2 separate regions of the Homo sapiens genome follow, and region 1 is linked to region 2. The links are chromatin loops, found by intact Hi-C in ENCODE. Cell type or tissue: K562. All regions are shown on one strand. Links, peaks and the distances in the headings refer to the core of each region. The heading gives the core; the rest is flanking DNA.

Evidence for each region. A loop is a pair of places that touch in the nucleus more often than their neighbours do. Peaks named below come from ENCODE experiments on the same cell type or tissue, not always from the same donor. Only the 100,000 strongest peaks of a DNase experiment are listed, where the experiment ranks them.
Region 1: a loop joins it to region 2, with 4 times the contacts of the local background. A loop is called at or near these places in 5 of 110 quality-filtered maps.

Annotation. Positions count from the first base shown.
Region 1 is chr5:132,175,920-132,178,847 of GRCh38, forward strand. No RefSeq gene overlaps it. Among named protein-coding and RNA genes, the nearest start is that of P4HA2-AS1, 7.5 kb to the right of the region's middle. RefSeq lists enhancers at 576-655, 1,316-1,375. In K562, for the core only: a CTCF peak has its summit at 1,284; DNase peaks (open chromatin) are centred at 1,272 and 1,962; H3K4me3 peaks cover 466 bases.
Region 2 is chr5:132,096,601-132,099,528 of GRCh38, forward strand. No RefSeq gene overlaps it. Among named protein-coding and RNA genes, the nearest start is that of CSF2, 24 kb to the left of the region's middle. RefSeq lists an enhancer at 1,576-1,870. In K562, for the core only: no CTCF peak of the experiment used is centred there; a DNase peak (open chromatin) is centred at 1,761.

The DNA of each region.
Region 1 (2,928 bases), core at 177-2,676, 79 kb after region 2:
TTAAAATATATAATATATATTAAACATATTTAAAATATATATTTAAAAATATAAATTATATATTATATATAATATATATTATATATTATATATAATATATAATATATATAATATATAATATATATATTATATATAATATATATTATATATTATATATTTATATATTTATATATTGTATATTTATATATTGTATATATTTATATATTATATATTTATATATTTTTATATATTATATATATTTATATATATTATATATATTTTTATATATATTTTTATATATTATATATTTATATATATTTTTATATATTTTTATATATTTTATATATTTATATATATTTTTATATATTATATATATTTATATATATTTTTATATATTATATATATTTATATATATTTATATATTATATATATTTTTATATATTTTTATATATTACATATATATTTATATATATTTTTATATATTATATATATTTATATATATATATTTTAGTGCCCAATAGGTAGTTTTATTCCAGTAGTATCCCCTAAGTCAAGGCAATCAAAATTGTCTCCAGACCTTGTCAAATATCTCCTAGGGAAGAGGTCCCCAATGCCCAGGCTGCAAATCAGTACCGGTCAGTGGCCTGTTAGCAACCGGGCTGCACAGCAGGTGAGCAGCAGGCGAGTGAGCATTACTGCCTGAACTCTGCCTCCTGTCAGATCAGCTGCAACATTAACTTCTCATAGCAGCGCAAACTCCACTGTGAACTATGCATGCACATGCGAGGGATGTAGGTTGCATGCTCCTTATGAGAGTGTAATGCCTGATGATCTAAGGTGGAACAGTTTCATTCTGAAAGCATCCCCCACCAACCCCCGTCCATGGAAAAATTGTCTTCCATGAAACTGTCCCTGGTGCCAAAATGTCTGGGGACCACTGCCCTAGGGGACAAAATCTCCCCAGCTGAGAACCACTGCTAAAGACATAGGAGAGTAATGGGAGGGAGGGGGCACTGTAATATTTTATTCTATTTCTGTTTTGCCTAAATTTGCTTAGAGGTAACATGCATGTACATTTTCTTTGTGTAATTAATAATTTTAAAAGTAAGCCTGTTTTCTCATGAGTAAAATGGGAACTATATACCTAAACTCTAAGGTTGCTCTAAAGATTAAGAGCAAAATAGAAACGAGTTACCAATTTCCTGGAACAGTGGGGGAAAAATACCAAGCAAAGTGAAAAAGGAAGTTCACATGAATAGTTATCAAGAACAGTGAAGAAAGAAGAGAGAATCGCCTCCTAGCTGAGGCTAGGAGAATGATCAGTCATTTTTGCCATTTGCAAAGATAAGTAAAACAGAAATAGGAACCATTTAAGGGAAGTATAATGAACCTGGTTAGGGATCTATTAAAATGGAAGAACTTGCGGGCCATCTAAGTAGAGCTGGAGCTGGAAGTTGGAAAGTAATAAAAGCTAGAATTAAAGACTCAAGAGTTATCAATATCAATATACTGATATCAAGTATTTGGAATATCAAGTATTTGGAAGTCATGAGCCTTCAGAGAAAAAAAAAATGGCTATAAAGAAACTCTGAGCCATAACTGAGGATTGGGAAAGGAGGGCCACAGGAGACTACGGTATTGAGAAGTTGTAGGCAGAGATAGAAGAAAAACCAGAAGATAGTTGGATCATGGCAGCCAAGAGAAGGGTTTAAACAAAGTGGATAATGTCTCCTTAGATCTCACCTTTATTAAAAAATAAATATTAACATATCAATACAAGAAGAAAAGAGATGAAATATATTTCATTCAAGAGAGAGTGGGGGTCAATCTCAAAACAGCACTCATGGACCATCAAGGCAATAACTCTGGAACTGAGAAGTCACTGGCCCAACAAATAAAGAAGGCAAGTTCTGCTGGAAGGAAACCCCTGGCACCTCATGCACTTCTACGACTGCCTGATCACTCAGGGCTCCTACAAGGCACCAGGCCTCAAAACCTTATCTGTATTCCCGTCCAGCTGGAGGGGAGCAGATTACACTCTTTTTTTTTCCCCCAAGAGAGTCTCACTCTGTCGCCCAGGCTGGAGTGCAGTAGCGCAACCTTGGCTCACTGCAACCTCCAACTCCTAGGTTCAAGCAATTCTCCTGCCTCAGCCTCTCAAGTCACTGGAATCACAGAAGTGTGCCACCACGCCTGGCTAATTTTTTTGTATTTTTAGTAGAGACGGGATTTCACCATGTTGGTCAGGTTGGTCTCAAACTCCTGGCCTCAAGTGATCCACCCACCTCGGCCTCCCAAAGTACTAGGATTACAGGCGTGAGCTACTGCACCCAGCCAGGTTACACTCTTAATAGCAACAACTTCGTAAATTATCTGAAGCAGGCCCTGGTCTCTGACCAGGCTAAGGCTATTTGGACTGTGAAACATGCAACCCACAGTTAATCAGAAACTCTCTTTGAAATGTTAACAAAAGACCATGAGATGCACAGAGGAAGAAAAGGGAAAAAAAACTATTTTCAGAGGGAGAAACAATCTACAAATTGGGGAATGCAACCTCCCAGGAAAACCAAAAGGACATACTCCAAAAGGGAATAGGAAGCTGGTATTTATGCCTTACAGGGATACTCCAGGGTGTGCGTGGTTTGCTCCTGTCCTCAGCACATTTGATCATGTCACTGCCTGCAATTCTGTCATCTTTGCTCCAAGACAGATAGATTTGGATCCCTTTTTTCCTTTTTCCTCAGCAAGTTCAGAAAAAGAGAAAAGTGTTGCTTGGCTATTTCATTACACACCAAAGTACAAAATGGGGAGGAAGTGTTTCCTGCATACACCATGGGCCCTAAAAAAGAAACTCACCATTGCCCTTCCCTTCCCTCTTCTGTCCCCTGGAGCTTGGCTCCCCTCTCACTTCCTTGGGACCTTGTTATAGTTGACTCCTAAAATTGCCGC
Region 2 (2,928 bases), core at 335-2,834:
TGGTCAAAGAAGGGCTCACAAAGGAATAGAGGACAGAGGCTGGGGCACAGGAGGCTGCCTGGGTTCAGTGCTCAAGGTCTTGGCAGGTGGAGGCTTTTCAACACCTCTACCTCTGCTCCTCAGTTGGCCTAGGTACTTGGAGGCCCCTGTCAAATGCCCTGGGACAGGGCCAGAAGTATCCAGAAGGAAGAGGGAACAGACAGCAAGGGAGCCCTGGGGCCAGGTCTAGCTGGGCTCTGTTCTCACTTGCAGGGAACTCTGACTCTAATCATAAAAAGAACTGAACTTGACATGCAGCAAGTGCCCTTCAACCTGGTGCTCTTGCATCTTGAACTGACAGAACTTTGACAGGTGGACGCCACAGCAGTTGCTTGTTGACTGCCTGGCACTCAGCACCTTGACCTGGTCATAATCCAAGCTGATGCCCAGATGATGCCCACTGAAGTTGTAGCTCATTGGTCATAAGGTGTCCAAGCTGGAATCCTCCTGGTCTGTAGCAGCTTTTGAGCTCCTGGCCATGGGGAGAGCAGAGAGCAATGTTTGAACAGTGGTAGTGGTAGAGCCGAGGGAAGGCGGCTGCCAGGAGGAGAGAGAGTCAATTGTCATCAGAGGTCCACTAGTCATCTCCTGCTCACCACCAAAGAGAGCTCTCCTCTCCACTCAGCATCCAAGCCACAAAGATATCAAAGCAGAGGGCTGGGGATGCCAAGGTGAAGGGGGCAGAAATGGAAGCAAGGACAATTGAAGCATAAATGGGAATACCAGGGAAGAGTCAAGGGCCTTGTGTGAGCATTCAGTGTTGGGGCAGAAATTATCCATTAAAGTCACTCCAATCAGCAAATCTCAGTGGTGTGGGGCAGGGTGGATGTCTGTGACACATCCAGTAATATACCCCCTCACAGTTTGGTACCCGGTAGTGGGACCCCAATGGTCAGAGAGTATGAGAATTATGCCATTTTCAAACTGGGCTGCCCTGGACTCTAAGAATGAGCCCAGGAAAATGTTGAATCAGGATGATACTAGGCTTCCAATATAGAAAACATCATGGCTGAAAGGCAGGTACTCAAATGTTTTGCTTCTGCACAATTTTATAGCTTTCTTGAGAGACCATTTGGGAACTTGGCCTGTCTCTTGAACTGTTTTACAGGCTAATGAAGCCAGTGTATCTGAGATTCACATGCAAATGTCCACACTGGCAGGTGCCATGAATCAAATCTCCAGGATTTAAACAGAATAAAGATGAGATTCCTGTTCTCATATATGCCAGTTCTACAGGAGGCCTGCAAGTAGAACTTCTGGACCTAGAGATTTTGTTATCCTGAAGCTGTCAAAGATGTCTCATGTTTACCTGAGCCCTCACTCACCACCAACCAGTGTATAGAGCAGGGGTGTCCAATCTTTTGGCTTCCCCAGGCCCCAATGGAAGAAGAATTGTCTTGGGCCACACATAAAATACACTAATGATAGCTGATGAGCTTAAAAGAAAAAAGTCTCATAATATTTTAAGAAAGTTTATGAATTTGTGTTGGGCCACATTCAAAGCTGTCCTGGGCCGCATGTGGCCCACAGGCCGTGGATTGGACAAGCTTGAGAGGGATACTACAAACCTCAAGTTGTTCTTACGTTTCTACCCAGAGAGAAGGCTTTCTCAGACAGTGATCAAATGACTAAGCATGTGCACGGCTCTGGGTCTGAGCAGTCACCAACCTCAGCTGAAGAGGGAAGTTTGGGCACTTCTAAGGAATCTGTTTTGCTAGGCCTCACTATCTCATGCACCCTGACTTGGGCTGTCCATCATGGTGTCAGCACAGTCAGGTGGCCCCTCAGATAAAGCAATGTAACCACTGAAAACAGTTAATCACACAGGTACCACACAAATCTTACCGGACATTTCAGAGACATCTTTACAAACTAGCCTATTGTCCTAAGAATGATTTAAGTTTACTGTTAAAAATTCAAACAAGTAAAGAGCATCCCATATCCAAAGATGGCCCTTGGGTAGCATCCTTCCAGGTACCTGGATTTTCTCATCCATAAAGTCAAGTATATCCAATTATTCCCTGTATGAAAATGCTTCTACTATACAGACTATAACCTTTTTTGTTTTGTTCATTTAAAAATTGTAATGTGCCACATGCCAACAATATTATTCAGAATCAAATGATTCAAATAGCTAAGATAAAGTTGTGACCTAATGTTAAGTCAGCCTACTGTCTTTTATAACAAAAGTGTAGTTTTGGAGAAAATCCTTCCTTTCTTGAACTACTGACAATGATTAACATTTATTAACAATGGTTAACCTTTCTCAAGCATTTACTAAGTTCTAGGCACAGTGGTACTAAGCATTTTTGCATATACTCATTCACTTAATTCATATAACAAGCCTCTCTGAACCTTTGTTCTTCATCTATAAAATGGGAATAATAGTACCTACCTCACAGGTAAGTAATTTTTCAACAGTCCCATAACAACCTGGGGGTGGGGGGACAAGGAGTGATATGGATGTCGGTGTGTGTCTGTAGAACCAAACTGTTCTGCTGAAGAGATCATGCCTCTTGCTCATGTGACACCAGCAGAGTGACTGATATGGAAACGGTGAGCACATAGATGGAGGCTGTCTGGGCGCCACAGTGCCCCGATGCAGAAACTCATCATCACATCAGTGTGTCAACATCACCGAGAAACCTTTGACAAATCTAAAGACCCTGTTAGCAACAGTGAAAGTTTCCTGAAGAGTGAGAAAACCACAGGGAGGAGGCTGTCTTGGCATCTGATTGGCACATTACTTCTACAGAAAGGCAATTAGTCAAATTGGTTTGGGGACCCCAGCTGTTCATGCTTCACCACCTCTTTGAGAAAGAAAAAGGGAAAGTGACATTTACTAAGAGCTTGCTAGTACTAAGACCTTTCATATATTATCATATTTAA